Regions from separate parts of the Homo sapiens genome. Here region 1 is linked to region 2. The links are chromatin contacts, found by Hi-C or POLR2A ChIA-PET in ENCODE. All regions are on one chromosome and are shown on one strand. Each heading gives the region's core, a stretch centred on a gene start or an enhancer-like site at or near the end of the contact. The rest is flanking DNA. Distances are from core to core; before and after follow the strand shown. Region 1 holds the start of STAT4 (signal transducer and activator of transcription 4). Region 2 holds the start of NAB1 (NGFI-A binding protein 1).

The links. Hi-C counts contacts between places; a loop is a spot of excess contacts on that map. ChIA-PET counts read pairs that join two places held with the same protein, here RNA polymerase II (POLR2A). Pooled maps may share reads with other maps.
Region 1: a map of naive thymus-derived CD4-positive, alpha-beta T cell shows a loop between it and region 2 (9-fold over the local background). The contact joins the promoter of STAT4 here to the promoter of NAB1 in region 2. A Hi-C loop is called at or near these places in 2 of 168 maps with a recorded cell type or tissue (both naive thymus-derived CD4-positive, alpha-beta T cell) and 6 of 50 pooled maps. POLR2A ChIA-PET finds 5 or more read pairs at or near these places in 1 of 52 experiments (GM12878).

Annotation. Positions count from the first base shown.
Region 1 is chr2:191,147,854-191,154,822 of GRCh38, forward strand. STAT4 (signal transducer and activator of transcription 4) reads right to left here and starts at 3,141. Exons shown (of 24, transcript NM_003151.4): 1 at 3,094-3,141; 2 at 223-351. The coding sequence starts at 350. RefSeq lists a silencer at 2,781-2,830 and enhancers at 3,301-3,350, 3,481-3,560.
Region 2 is chr2:190,646,119-190,653,712 of GRCh38, forward strand. NAB1 (NGFI-A binding protein 1) reads left to right here and starts at 2,965. Exons shown (of 10, transcript NM_005966.4): 1 at 2,965-3,242; 2 at 3,728-3,864. It also overlaps a transcript of NEMP2 not described here. RefSeq lists silencers at 2,226-2,275, 2,286-2,335, 2,416-2,465, 2,496-2,865, 2,876-3,475.

The DNA of each region.
Region 1 (6,969 bases), core at 1,891-4,390, 500 kb after region 2:
GAGAAAAGAAGCACTGGAACCATTAACTTTTCATTTACAATGAATGGAACCAGAAAGGACAATTATTCCCCTTCTTTGGGAAGGCTTTCAAATCCTTGAGAAAGTTCTTTACCTGAAAAGAATGCATCTACTGAGTAAAAAGTGGACCATAAAATAAATTCACATGGATAGAGCATCAGACATTTGTGCATCAACTTCTAGGGAAAATATGTTTGATCCTACCAGTCTTGATTTTCAATCCATTGGGCCAACAGATGCCGAATTTCCATGGGAAAGTTGTCATCATAGAATTGATCCACCTGCTCCAAAAACTTGATTTCTAACTGTTGGACTTGATTCCACTGAGACATGCTATAAAAGAAGGTGTAGAATTAGAGTTTTAAAATATTGTTCATAGCCCTAGTACATATTTTCTTCTTTCCTTAGAATTAGTCAATGTTATGACTGAATTCCAATATATCCAAGGATACAAAAATTTCACTAAGGTTTTTTTTCATAATTCAACCCTAATGAAGGGAGCAGCCTTCTTTCTGTGCCCCTAAACTACAGCCTTCCTTGCTCTAAAATGAACTCCTGTTCTACCTGCTCCAAAAAGTTTTCACTCCCACTCTGCCAAACACCCCACATCCTGCCCACAGCTGTCTATGTGAATTTCTATTATCAACAAGCTCTTTCCCTATCTCTTGTCCCCTCAACATTTAGACTTGGAGCAACTTGAAGGCAAACGTATTTGACATTTACTATACCTCCTAAAACCCTCTAAGACTTTATATGTGAGGAACAACCCCCCAAGAAGCTTCTTTTATATGAAATTGCCAAATTTCTTTTTTCTTTATTTCAGATTTGTCTGGCTTCTAGAGTCAGCTTTATGTTCTTGACTTCTAGTCCAATTTTGTCTTAGCTTCATGAAGAATTTTATGTATGCATTTTCGTAGGCTCCAGTTTTTTAAATTAAAAATATTTCTGAACCAGTGAATGTGTTTCATTTCTCTCTGTGAGGATCCATTATAGATGGGCAAAGCTCTTAAAGGATGTAGTCTTTTTGTCTCTGAGAAACATCTGATAGTGGTTAAACCCTCAAGTTACTTAAGGAGTAAGAAACCACACTTGATACCTATTTGGCAGCCTGTCATAAAAGAAAAGTACGCATTTCCCCCTTGTAACCCCACTCTGGCCAATTTAGAAGCTGTAGACATATTTCCTAACTCAGGAAAATTAGTATGACGCTGCCTCCTTGAAATTACAGCATTTTATGTTTTCCAAAGTCAAATTTTTGGTTGTTTTCTCAGCAATTCTAAGTCAAGTAAAAACACCAAACCCCCTTTTACATGATTAATCACCATAACATTTCAACATATCTCATAGATAGGCTAAGGTTTCCTTTTGCCTATAGAACACCAGGGTAATTTCATATATTTCATATACATATTCTTTGGGTTTTAAGTAGAATCATTTTGAGCACCTTTTCCCTGAGCTCCTGGTAAATGACTTAAAATTTATAAAAAAACGTGTTGCCAATGTTTTGCTAAAGAGAAAGCAAGTGGGAAAAGAAGTAATGTTTTATTTGCATATCATTTTATATTTATGAAAACCTTTACACTTTACAATTCTAGGCATATTGTAAATGCTCAATCAATGCTTGTTAAATGAAGAATGAGTGGCACTCCTGACATTGCTATGAATATGGTAGGTGGATATAAGTAGTATGTCAACTTTAAAAAGGAAAAACTTGAAGATCAAATAGGCGAAATGACGCCTGCCTAATGTGTGAGGCTTCTAAGGGACAACCTGAGGTTTCCTGAGTCTGAACCATTTGTTTTTCCAGATATCGGATGTATATATATTCCATCGGATGTGTATATATTCCACACAAAATTGGAACATTTGTTCTCATGCTACTATCAACATTGTCCTATCTATCAATTTATTTTAGTTAATGACAACAGAGAACATGAGTTGAAAATAGCATTACAGTTTTTCATCATACTATTGTTAAACCCCCGCTATGATTTGGATGAAAAATCTATTTTCTAACTAAAACTTACAGGTAGATGGGAGGAATAAGTTCTAGTGCTGTAACACTAGGATGAATATGGTTAACAATAACTTAGTGTATATTTTCAAAAAGCTAAGAGGATTTTGAATGTTCACAACACAAAGTAATGATAAATGTTTGAGGTGATGGATATGCTGAATATCCTTTGATCATAACACATTGTTCATATTTATTGAAATATCACTGTATATTCCATAAATATTTACAATTGTGTGTCAAATGAAAATAAAAGGAAAATTAAAAAAAATAAAAATAAACACCGAAAAAAATCACTACTAAGATCTGAGTCTTTCGGAGAGCTGAATTCAAAGCTGAAAAAAGGAAGAAGAAGGAATACATAGTCCTAGGACATTTTCTATTGCAGCCTCTGGGAACGCCTTTAGACATCCTTCAGCAGGTTTCTTTGCTTTCACTCTCTAGGGGCTACTTCTTTCTCATGAAAACTGTGACGTTGCTTCTGAAAACTCAGTGCCTGTCTGTCCTTTTTGCGTGCATTTCCTAGAAGATCCCACTAAAGGGGCATTTTGTCCCACCGTCTGTGAGCTGGTGGTGCCGCTTTGGCTCTGTGGCCTGTAGCTTGCAAAAGGAGATGACCTGCCCTAAAATGTCACTCGCGCCCATCAAAGCCACAGTCACCGGCTGCCGTAGCTGCAAGCTTTTTTCTGAAATCCAGGTACGCTAATCTAAAGTCAGACATCACAGCTCTAGAGAAGCTGGCTAAGAAAGTGAAGAGGGGCTCACTTTCAGCCTCCGCGAGGACACACCTCCGCAGCCGCCGCAGCTCCCCTGGCCCCCGCAGGGAGATTCGCCCGGGCACCGTGGCGCGGGCCTGCGGAGCGGTTTCCGCGGAGAACCCGTGCCAGGGCGCATCTGTGGGTCGTGGAGTCGGGCGCTTCCTTCTATAATAAGCCTCCTCAGGAAGGTTAAAATGAAGCAATTGTCAAAACGCCAAGGGAAAGCAAAGCTTCAGAGTATCCTGCATAATAAGCATGTCCTCCTTACAAGAGGCAGCCAGAAGGTGTGGTCTGGCCACTTACCTAGCGCTCTCTCAGCACAGGTCCCAGGCAGTGCTCAAGTCCAAAGTCAGAAGCGCCCCTCACAGTCCCTAGGAGAAAGCCGCTGACGCCATCATCAGTAGGGGATTTGCATTTCTCCTCCCACTTGAGGCTTTCCTGTGCGTCAGTGTTCGAGTCTCTGGGACTTTACTTGGGTCAGTTCCCACCCACTCTATTCTAGAAATGCTAACACGCAGAAACTGCCAGGCTGGAGCCCCTTCACCGGGCGTCCTCTTCCCTCTTATCCCTCCCAGCGGCTCTCGCAACTGCAGGTGGCTCAGCAGTGCCAGGAAAAAGGGGAGGGGCGGGGCATACATTTTCTTCAGTGGTTTCCTTAGACAATCTGAGATCCTCTGCAGAGTTACTTACCTGGAGCCCAGTTCTTCAGCTTCCTCTCTCCCTAGTATAAGGCTCCACTCAGCCTGGTGAACCACCCCTGGGATGGAAGGGATGGGTAGCCAGGATCAAAACACCAAACTCATAGACCTTACTGGGCTCCAATTCCAGCGGGGTCCGCTCACTCCGACGAGGGTGACCTGACCCAGAGGGTTGGGCCAAGTCCTGGGTAGGCCACCAGTGCTTGCCCTTCCTGACCTAGCCTCCTCCTACTCTCCTTGAGTAGCCTTGCCCCTGGTTGCTACGGTGCGTTCTTCTCCCTTTGTGACATCAGCCTGTTCTAGAATCACAGAGTTGGAGGAAGTCTTGGTCCCATCTAATGCTAAATCCTCTTTCATATCTGAAGAGACCCAGTGAGGTGACCAAGAGGACTCAATAAGTTAGCCACGGAGCCCGATAATAGCCCAGGTGTTTCCCTTCCCACTTCAGTGGTCTTTTCATTTCATCTCCTTGTAGTTAGCTCTTAACCCCTTGATTCACAGTAGGGGTTCAATAAAATAAAGAGAAGTCCAGGCGTGTGGCTCACACCTGTAATCCTAGCACTTTGGGAGGCTGAAGTGGAAGGACTCCTTGAGCCCAGGAGTTTGAGACCAGCCCAGGCAACACAGTAAAATCCCACCGTATATTAAAAAATCAATAAAAATGTTTAAGAAAGTAAAAATAGTAAAACAAAGACAAAAATAAAGACAGACAGACAGACTGAAAGAAAGGTAGAAAGTGTCACTCAATTTGGTTATACACATGCTTAGAGCAATATACCAAGGTGAAAGGCCTGCCTCCCTCTTCCCTGACGGGTTTCACACAGGTACACCCTCTGGATTCTTCTCTCCCAGGTGACATTATCATGTGCTTAAACTTACCACCCACCCCCAAATAGGTCAATCAATCCAAAGTCACACTTTCCATATCACTGTAAATTTCCTGGTTAGGTAGGCCTGGTCCCCACTGCTTGTTGAGCAGGCAGTTTCCAGGAGCTTATGCTGCTCTGACCCTACATAAGAAAGTGCCAATTTCAGGCTATTCCATAAGCTACTAAGCAAAGTCTGATTTTCTTCTGGAGAAGCTGTCACTGCCTATAGGAAAAAAATCCAAATTCTTGGCAGTTTAAGTTCTGTACAGTTTGGTCCCAACCTATCCAGGAAACTTTTCTCCCCTATAAGAGCCCATGATGTGACCCAAGCAGTCACCTCAGCTGCCCAGATTAACCTCATATTTCACTACCGAGGCTTTCTTCAACTGGATATTCCTCCCTGAGCCTACCTACTTAGTGAAATCCTATAGTTCTCAGTGAAGACTTCCCGATGACCTGAACCCACAGCAATGTTTCCCTGCTCCAAATTCTTCATACTTCCTGTCCAAACCAGCGCTCTCCAAGAGAAATAAAATGTAAGCCACATATGTAATTGTAAATTTTCTCATAGCCATATTAAAAAGGAAAAAAGCACAGGTGAAATTAATTTTAATATTGTAAATAACCCAATATATACAAGAATCTTAACATTTTGGCATATAATCAATATAAAAAATTATCAATAAGATACTTTGCATTCCTTATTTCATACTCAATCTCTGAAGTCTGGTGTATATTTAGCACTTACAGGGCATGTCAGTTAGGACTAGCCACATTCCAAGCCACATATGGCTAGTGGCTGCCGTGTTGGACAGTGCACATCTAGACCACTTATTTAGCACTTTTCACTTCCTGCCTCATAGTGTTAGTCACACTGGTTTTACATGTCCTTATCATTATCATATTCAATTGTTGAGTGCCTGCTGTACAAAACAGAGTTTGTTCTCCTCCTCCTTTTCAGGGCCTTACCTTGCGGCTTCCACAGCAGTTTTTAAACCTTTTGTTCTCAAGATACCATTATTCCCTTAAAAATTGTTGACAAACCCAAGGAATGTTTGTGTATTACTGTTCTGGATGAAATTTTTATTTACTGTGTTAAAACTTAAATCTGAGAAAAAATTAAAATATGTATTTATTCCTTCAAAATGACAATAATAAACCCACTCCATGTTAAACATGTTTTAAGAAAAACAAATATATCTTCCAACATGAAAAACGTAATGAGAAGAGTGGCATTTTAAAAATCTCTTTAATGTCTGGTTTGAGAGAAGACAGCTGGATTCTCATATCTGTTTCTGCATTTAATCTGCTGCAAAGTATTATTTTGGTTGACATATTTGAAGAAAGTATGGACTCACACATTTATGTAGTTGGAAAAGGGGAGTATTATAATGACCTTTTCAAATAATTATTCTTCTTTGATACCACATCAAAACTCAATGAGTGGTAGTTTCTGAAGGGCTAGTTGCATTGTGAAATCTGAAACCTTATCAACATATACTTTATGTATACTTTATGTAAACATATACTTTATGTATACTGTTACATTCAAATCTTTTGTTGTATATATTTTGAATGAAACTATTACCCACAAATTATTTTGCAATGTCAGACACTGGTCATTTAAAAAACATTGGTCCACTGAAGTATGCAGATTTTCTAAATGCTGCCTACTTCATCATACAATGAATACAACATTTCATCATACAGTGTTCAGAAATTCATGTCAGGTAATATCAATGTTGATCTCATCATGTAAGTATTTTAAATACTGGGAAGCAGTCAAGCTCAAATTCTAATTTTTGCTTGAAAGCTCAGTTTTATTATTGGCAGCAGATACTACCAGTTGTTTTCCTTAAAGTGACAGGCTCGTCTTGGCAACTCAAACAATCACGCAAGTGCTTTTCCTCGAGATGACCATCATCCTTTAATATGTGCCTTTTCCATTTCATCACAAAGAATATTAAAAAGACGTGTACTTAAGGTCTGAGATTTAATAAAATTAATAATTTTTACTGCTTCATCAAAAACATTCTTAAGTCAAACTGGCATTTTATTGTAAGTGCATGGTGGTGAAATATACAACTGCTAGTATAATTTGGCACCACTTCCTTGCTTTGTGCTAAGGCCCCAACAGTTTCACCCACCTTTGCTTTGGTACCATTGGTGCAAATGTCAGCAGGGTGAAAAGACAAAACTGTATTAGTATTATTATAAAAATAGTTTAACCTTGCAGATGCTCTAAAAAGATCTCGGGGACCACTCCCAGGGATCTGCAGGTAACACTTAGAGAACCTCTGCTCTATTTGCCATATGCTGCCAACTGTAACTCGTTTATCCAGAGATGTCTATCATGAGGGACTCTCTGCCCAAATACGCACTTTTTTCTTGGTTAAATCTTCTGCCTTGAACCTCTGTCTTCCTTCTGTATTTCATGAGTGGAGGAAGACATCTAAGAAAGGGCGCTTCTATGTCCAATTTGTTTCTCTTTTTTAGAATCAAAACTAAATAAGCAGGTCTGCAGTTTCTTGACCCTACACTGGCCCTGGCCTTGTCAGTCCCTCAGAGACAAAGACATAAAAAAATTCGAAGTAAAATGAAGAACAAACCAA
Region 2 (7,594 bases), core at 1,715-4,214:
GTTTAACAAAAGATATCCAAAGTGGTCTGAATGGCAACTATTTGTGTTAGCACATTCTTACACCTGTCTGGGATGCCTCCAAGAACACTCTAAAGCCTTGAAACTGTTTGATCTCTTCCAGAGGGCCTTCAGAGGATAATCAGACACCATAATTGTTACCTTCCAGGATGGAATGTGAATCTCTTTGCTTTCCTCTAACAAATCCTCAGGGCGTGGGAGTGGGAGAAGACTGTGTGTGTGCTGGAGTCGGGAGGAGGTATTAGGGATGGCATGAGTGACAAAACCTGGTAAGGTGGAAAAAAAGAATCCATCGTCTGACTTGACTCAGATACAGGCGAATGCTTCAGTTCTTTTTGAGCTACCATATTGACTACAGTGTTGTCATACAGACATACAGAATTGGATGCTTAAAAGCTTAAAATTTTATCTTTCCTTCATTTTCCTTCCTCCCACCACTTCCCCCAGCACCACAGGGCATTTAAGGCAAAGTAAAGTGGGCCAAAAATGCCATTCTTAATGTGGGAAGAATACACTATCTAAATGTGCCCAGAAAACAAACAAGGATAGATTCCACTGTTTAACTGTAGAAACCAGATACAACTCAGAAGAAAAAGTATCTGTCCTGACACATTTCCTTTTCAGCATCATGTTCAGCCAGACACAGACAAGCTTGGGAAGAGGATTTAATGTTGTTTCTTCCAACTCTGGAAACAATTCCACTAGAAGGCTCAATAGTTCAGGTAAGACCACTCATTTCGTGACTCATGAATCCGTGATTATACATCTTTACGGAAAAAAGTTCTTTTTTTCTAGCTTTCAGAACCAAGAGTGTTTGCAAAACATCAAGATTCCATAGAGGAATTAGAAGAGAATTTTGCAGATTTCGTTGCCTGAACATTACCTTCCCCACCAACCAAGAAATTGCCTAAATCGTCTTTAACATGACCATCTAACTTTCTCTTTAGTAGAACAGGATCCACAGCTGCAAAAACCGTGACAATTAGGGAGACTAAGAGAAACTTCCAGCAGTGATTTCTGCAGTTAAAGAATTTCAGGAATTAAGCAGACTTATTCATTTGAAATATCAACTCAACTACTCCAGACAAAACCTGTCACTAATACTGAAGAAAAAGATTTAACTTTAATTATATGTATTCCATTGCGGCATTACTCATTTCTATAACATGATTTCGCAAAAAGAAAAAAAAAGGTTCTGTACTTTATTAAAGTCTTTTTCTTTCAATATCATCATCATCATCCTATCCCTTGCTGCAACATAAAGATGTGGTTTGAAGAATTTCCCATCTCAAAGAATGCCTTGTATCCCCATCAGCGAAGTAGGCACACTCTGGGAGGCCAGCCAGGGTGTGGGAATGGCCTCCTATAAAACTTGATTTTTATGTGTATGTTAAAATGGGATTCTACCTGTCTTTGCAGTAGTTTTATATTAATGAATGCTCTCTAATCTTCAAGAACACAATGCTAAAATTCTTTAATTTTTCCACTTTTTGCAAAGAATTGAAATATAGATTTAAAAAACAGACTTCCAAAATTTTTTTGGCAATAGCTTAAGTACATTTTTCTTCTTCTTCTTTTTTTTTTTTTTTTTTTTTGAGACTGAGTTTCGCTCTTGTTGCCCAAGCTGGAGTGCAATGGCACGATCTTGGCTCACTGCAACCTCCGCCTCCCGGGTTCAAGCTATTCTCCCGCCTCAGCCTCCCAAGCAGCTGGGATGTCAGGCATGCGCCACCACGCCCGGCTAATTTTGTATTTTTTGTAGAGACGGGATTTCACCACGTTAGCCAGGCTGGTGTCCAACTCCGGACCTCAGGTGATCCGCCCGCCTCGGCCTCCCACAGTGCTGGCATTACAGGCGTGAGCCCTGGCCAGCCTAAGTACATTTTTGAAGGTGCTTTAATACTTTGGTTAGCAAAGTTTATGCAAACCAAAAAATTCTATATTGTGCCTTGGGAACTCTAATTTAGCACACACCAGCACTATACTAGCGCCGTAGTTTTTCTACACCATGGACACAAAAAACATTAAACAGTAAAATAAAAGGCAGATTTTCAGGAGGTTAAAAAGGTTGGAATTAAATTACCCGGCCAGCGCGACAGTTGTCAAAGCTGTACTTCGGACTCCCTGGTTCCATTCCTCCCTCCTCCTCCCGTCCCAACGCCAGAGCGGAGGTGGGGAGGGGGCAAGATGGGCGAGGCAGAGATGCTCTCCCAGCCGCCGGTTCTTCCAGCGCCGCGCACCTGCCGCCCCTTCCTCCATGCGGTCGCTGCAGCCTTCCCGCCGGACGCCTCGCCCCCCCGGGCAGGGGCGCACCTGGACCACCTGCCTCCCCGCCTCTGCCCCGAGCCTGCGGGGGCCAGGGGAGCCCGGCGCGCTGTTGTTTTTTTTTTTTTTTTTTTTTTAAAGTCAGCCTCCTAGAGGATGTTGGATTTGGCGGGTGTGCTCTTTGAAATACTATATCGGGAACCTCACACATAATTTTTTTTTTTTAATTGCAAACCTTCCCAGTTCACTCCGCAGCTGGAGAGCAGGCCGGAGGCGGCGTTCCCCACCCGTCTCCCTCTTTGTCGTCCCCTCCCCGCGCCCGGAGCGGGACTCGCGGGAGCCGCCCACTCCCGGCGCCCACTTGGTTCCTCCCAGCTGCCGTGTGAATGGGCCGTCCTCCGGATTCCGCGGAGGGGGCGGCGGGAAGGGGCCGAGCCCCGGGCCCAGCGGCCGCCCCCGCCCCCGCCCGGCGGCGGCCCACGCCGGGATCTGCGTCACTCGGCCGCGCGTGGGCGGGAGCCGGAGCGGCGAATGTAGCAAGAGCGGAATCTCCCAATGTGACAGCGCGGGGTGGGGGAGTGGAGGCGGCGGAGGCGGGCGGGGGAGGGGGAGGAGGGTGTAGCGCGCGCGGGGAAGGCAGGGGAGGGGAGGGCAAGGCGCGGCGGGGGAGGCGCTGCCGCCGCCGCCGCCGCCCGCGCGCCGCAGCCTGGAGGAGCCGCCGCCGCCGCCGCGGCCAAGCGAGCGCCGTCGGGGCGGGTGGGCGGGAAGAAGCGGCGGGCCCGAGGTGGGGGGGAGCAGAGAGAGCGCGCCCACCACCTTCCCTTCCCCCCTCGATGGGAGCGGGGGCGTCCCGGCTCCTGCAGCCGCCAGAGGAGGGAGAGCCGGGGGCCGTCGCTTCGGAGTTGGGGCTGAGCAGTCCTCGGGGAGAGCGCGCCAAGACCGCTGCAGCCGCTGGCTGAGTACGTACCGGAGCGGACGGTCGCCACTCCCGGTCCGCCAAGTGCGGGACACTTTCGCGGCTGAGCGGCCACGGGCGAACTTGGGGCGGCTGAGTCGCGGGGCCACGCGGGCACTTTGGGGGCGGTGTCCGGGGGAAGCGGGCTCCGCGCGGCCGCCGCCGGAAGGAGAGGGCGGCCCCGGGCTCGTGTGGGCGATTCCCGGAGACATTCTGTGTGCCAGGGCGGCGGGGAGCGCGGCCCTGACTCGTGCATTTTCCCTCCGAGAAAGGTTGGGGTGCCGAGTCCGTTTTGCTAACGGGGCTGGGGGCGTCACACGGCGCTCTGGGGGTGTGCGATGTGGGTTGTGCGCGCCGGCCCCAGAGTTTTGCAGCCACCTTCGTCAGGGCAGTCTTTTTGTTTGTTTACTTTATAAAAGTGCTGCACTTACCGTCTCGATTTTCTTCTTGGGTATCTTCCCTTTCCGAATGTAGTTTTCTTTTTAAAAGCGGAAGGAGAGTTTTACATGGAAGTGGCTTACAGAAACTTGGCGCTGAGGTGCAGGGAAGCCAGAAACTCTTTGTGTCTCTAAGGCCGATGAGGAATTTGGAAACACATGTGGGACATACAAGCGTTGGATATAGAGGTGTGTGTGTGTGACCTTATCATGGAGAAACACTGAAAATACTATCAAATCTTTGTGGTCTGCAAACTCAGAGCTTCCAAAGCTTGAGATAGGAAATGACACTTCTGTTAAGCCTGAATGTTGCAGGATCTCGGGGAAAGGGATAGTTGAGATGGAATATACATTTGTCGATTCTGCAGACCAAGCTTTGCAGCGAGTGATCGGGAGGAATCGTAGACTTGCATGTACTTACACCTCGCTCCCTGAGATTCGGGAGGCACGGAAAATTTTGGGATGGCTGTTAATTTAAAATTTCATCTGAAAGAGTCGATTTGGAGTAACTTGTCACTACCAGTTGGTTTGCCAGTGACGTGTCTGCCAACTCAAAGAGTGCAAAGATCAGAAGCTGAAAGAGGAATTCTCAGATCTTGTTTAAAAATATTTTGGCAGTTTTAATAGATAATATGAGATTGCATAGGAACAGAGGAGCCGAATTTAAAATAGATTAGTCACGTAGGAAATGCTTAGCTGTTGTAAAAGTGTTCACGCAATGACTTACCTTCCTAGGTTTTCACTTTTTTGAAAATTTTTCCCTGAACAACATACTGAATTATGATATTTCATAATTTGTGTGTGGGTTATAAGAAGTATGAGGAGAGAGGATGCATAGGATTTGCTTTTTCTGTTTTGGGTGGAGATTGAGCTTTTCCTGAAGACCTGAAAGAGCTGCTTCTGATCTAATCTGAGTGCCAGTAAAAGTGGCTCTTAGATGAAAGGCTTTTTCTTCTCCATATTGGTGTCATTTAAGACATACAATATTATCTTTAAGTTTAAAAGATTATATTTTTTCATCGGTATTAACATACAAATAAGGGTTTTCTTGAGTCTTTGTAGATGACTGGCTAGGTCAGCCTTTTTTATCCCTGATTTGGGTATTAGATATTGGAACATTAGGTCTTGAAAGAAAATTTCAAGGAACTTCTGGAAGAAGCTTTCTTGTTTCAATTTTATTATTTTTACCATTTTGCACTAAAGTTAATATGCCATTTCGAGATTAAAAATGTTTTTTTCCCGACTCTGATGGTCTCTTGTTACTTGTGAAGGTATCAATAATAATGTAATAATGACAACATTGAGGAACTGTAGATTTTTATTTTATTCTGCCTGCTAATTATGGATGTAATTCAAATGACAGAAATTCTTAGGATTACTATGGTTGTTACAAGGACATTTAGTAAGCTTATATGTCTAGTAAATAACTTGATCTATCTAAAAAATACTTTATCTCATCTTATTTCAAAATTATTCAGTTGAGTAATCTCTTTTTTGTAAGTGGCAAATAACATCCACTGTCGTATGAGAAAGTTAATAGATGTTTATTCTCCTTGTTAGAGAAACACTGAAAGCATTAGGTATTTTCATCACGGTATAGCTAAGAACCTATTGGTTTATTAAAGATTTTGGGGGTTTGCACTGTGGATGCTTCTTTGAAAGAAGAAATTATAAACTGGGGGACATCTTTGATGAATTTGTTAATGAACTTTAAATATTTAAAGTTCAGGTTGGATGAAAACAGAAGTATGTCAGTTTCTAAAGAAAATATAGACATGGGGTCTCGCTGTGTTGCCCAGGTTGGCCTCAAACTCCTGGGGCCAAGGGATTATCCCACCTTAGCCTCCGAAGTTATGTCAGGTTTCATTGGCCTAAGACTTAGGACTCATTTATTCCATTATAACAAGCCTGGAGCTGTTTTTTGTGAGTGCTATTTATGTACATTTTTGGAAATGAAATCTTTGTAAAATTTACCTTTAAATGCAAAGCTGTGTTTTGGATGGAAGTGACCATTTTATAATATGTTTTGAACAGTTTAAGATCATGCTAATGTATAATCAACCCGTCTATGCATATTTCATTGTGGAATTTGCTAAACATATTATAGCATAAATAATACCCACTTGAGCATAATAGAAGATTGCTAGACCCTTTGCTTTGGATTTATTTTTATCTTACCTGCTTCTTTTATCCTTTTCAACAGTAGAATGAAGAATGGTACAATTGTTATATTAAGTGCAAATTCCCTTTCTGATCTGACATGTTCAATAACTCATACAACAGTAGAATATACTCCTTAAACTTAATAATGGAGCAAGTGGGAAATTTGACAAGTTGATGCTTGGAAAAAATAGTAATCCTCATCTTGTGAGAATTCACACAGCTAAAACATGCCATTAAGCTTTCAAAGAGTTTGTCATTTCTCAATACATTGTATTTAGGGGGTGACCCATTAATTTGCATGGTATATTAATTTAATGATTTTTACAGAGAAACTTCTGAAAAGGTGAAAAAAACTTATAAATATTGCCTGCATACTCTGTGCTCAGTGGGTACTTAATGTTTGTTGAATGACTTGATGGTTGGTTGGTTAAGAATTTCCAGCCATTGTACGAAATGCTAGTATTTGCCTATTGTTACTATAGTTAAATGAATAAATACATAGTTATCATTTAGCAAAATCTGGTTTAGTTTTTTCTAATTTTGGCAAGTAAATTTAACCTCACACTGAATATTTTTATTAAAATTTTAAGGTGTCTCTAAAATTTTTTTCCAGCTTCATTCATTCCATTCAGAATTTAGAAACGAATCAATAAGAGACAACATTTTAAGTTTCCCAAATTACAGTCAATTCATTAGAAGGTATATATTTAATTCATAGCTAAGATCCAGAAGTATCTTGACTTATATGGTACACCACTGAATGCTTACTAATATGTGTGCCTAGGTAAATCACTGGAAGCTTGAAACACATACATGGGAGTTAGTACCTAGGCCAACCCTACAATCTTAAGTAACCCATAAAGTGTAGCTGAACTATATTTAATCATTTTAGCTTGAGTTCTGGGTCTAGGATGAGAATAAAAGCGAAAATAATTAATTGCATAGAGCAAGCTTGTCCAACCCGAGGCCTGTGGTTGCATGCAGCCCAGGAGGGCTTTGAATACGGCCCAACACAAATGCATAAACTTTCTTATCAGCTATCGTTAGTGTATTTTTTGTGTGGCCCAAGACAATTCTTCTTCCAGTGTGGCTCAGGGAAGCCAAAAGATTGGACACCCCTGACACAGAGGCTCATCCTTCCCTAAATCAAATTCTTGTTTGTTATAAACCTTTTCTGTTTCAGCCTCTCGTGTACCCATTTCACCCTTCTCTCAGGCCCCTGTACCTTCAAGCTATACTCTCCTGAACTTGGAATACTTCAGAGGCTCTAAGTGTAGTCTTTCTGTCCTCAGATTTCCTATTTTCATTGTCCCCATTTCCCATCTCAATCTTTCATTAATGTGCATCAGATCTTGTCTAGATGTTAAGAAGAAAACAATCTGATGGAACTAATTTACCTTTATCTGTAAATGACTCATGAGCTCTTAACTCTTCCCAAGGTTTTTCACATTTTTTGTAAGTCTGTAAGAGGTTGCTATTAACTCAGATAATTTTAAAGTAAAAATTGCAGGCTGTGTTGGGGGAAGGAATTTCTAGTCTTATGCATAAATAAGTCAGGCCTTACTAGGATTTTGCCCGTGGTTTCTTCCCACTCCTGGAAGTGTGTTCATATGTGTATTGCTATATATGTTTGTGTATGTGTATCTAATAATGATTCCCATAGCATGGAGGGGAGAAGATGCAAGAATAGTGATTATAAATCCCTTTGAGTGTATGGATCATTAATGAGATAGATATTTGATGATAACTTACACCG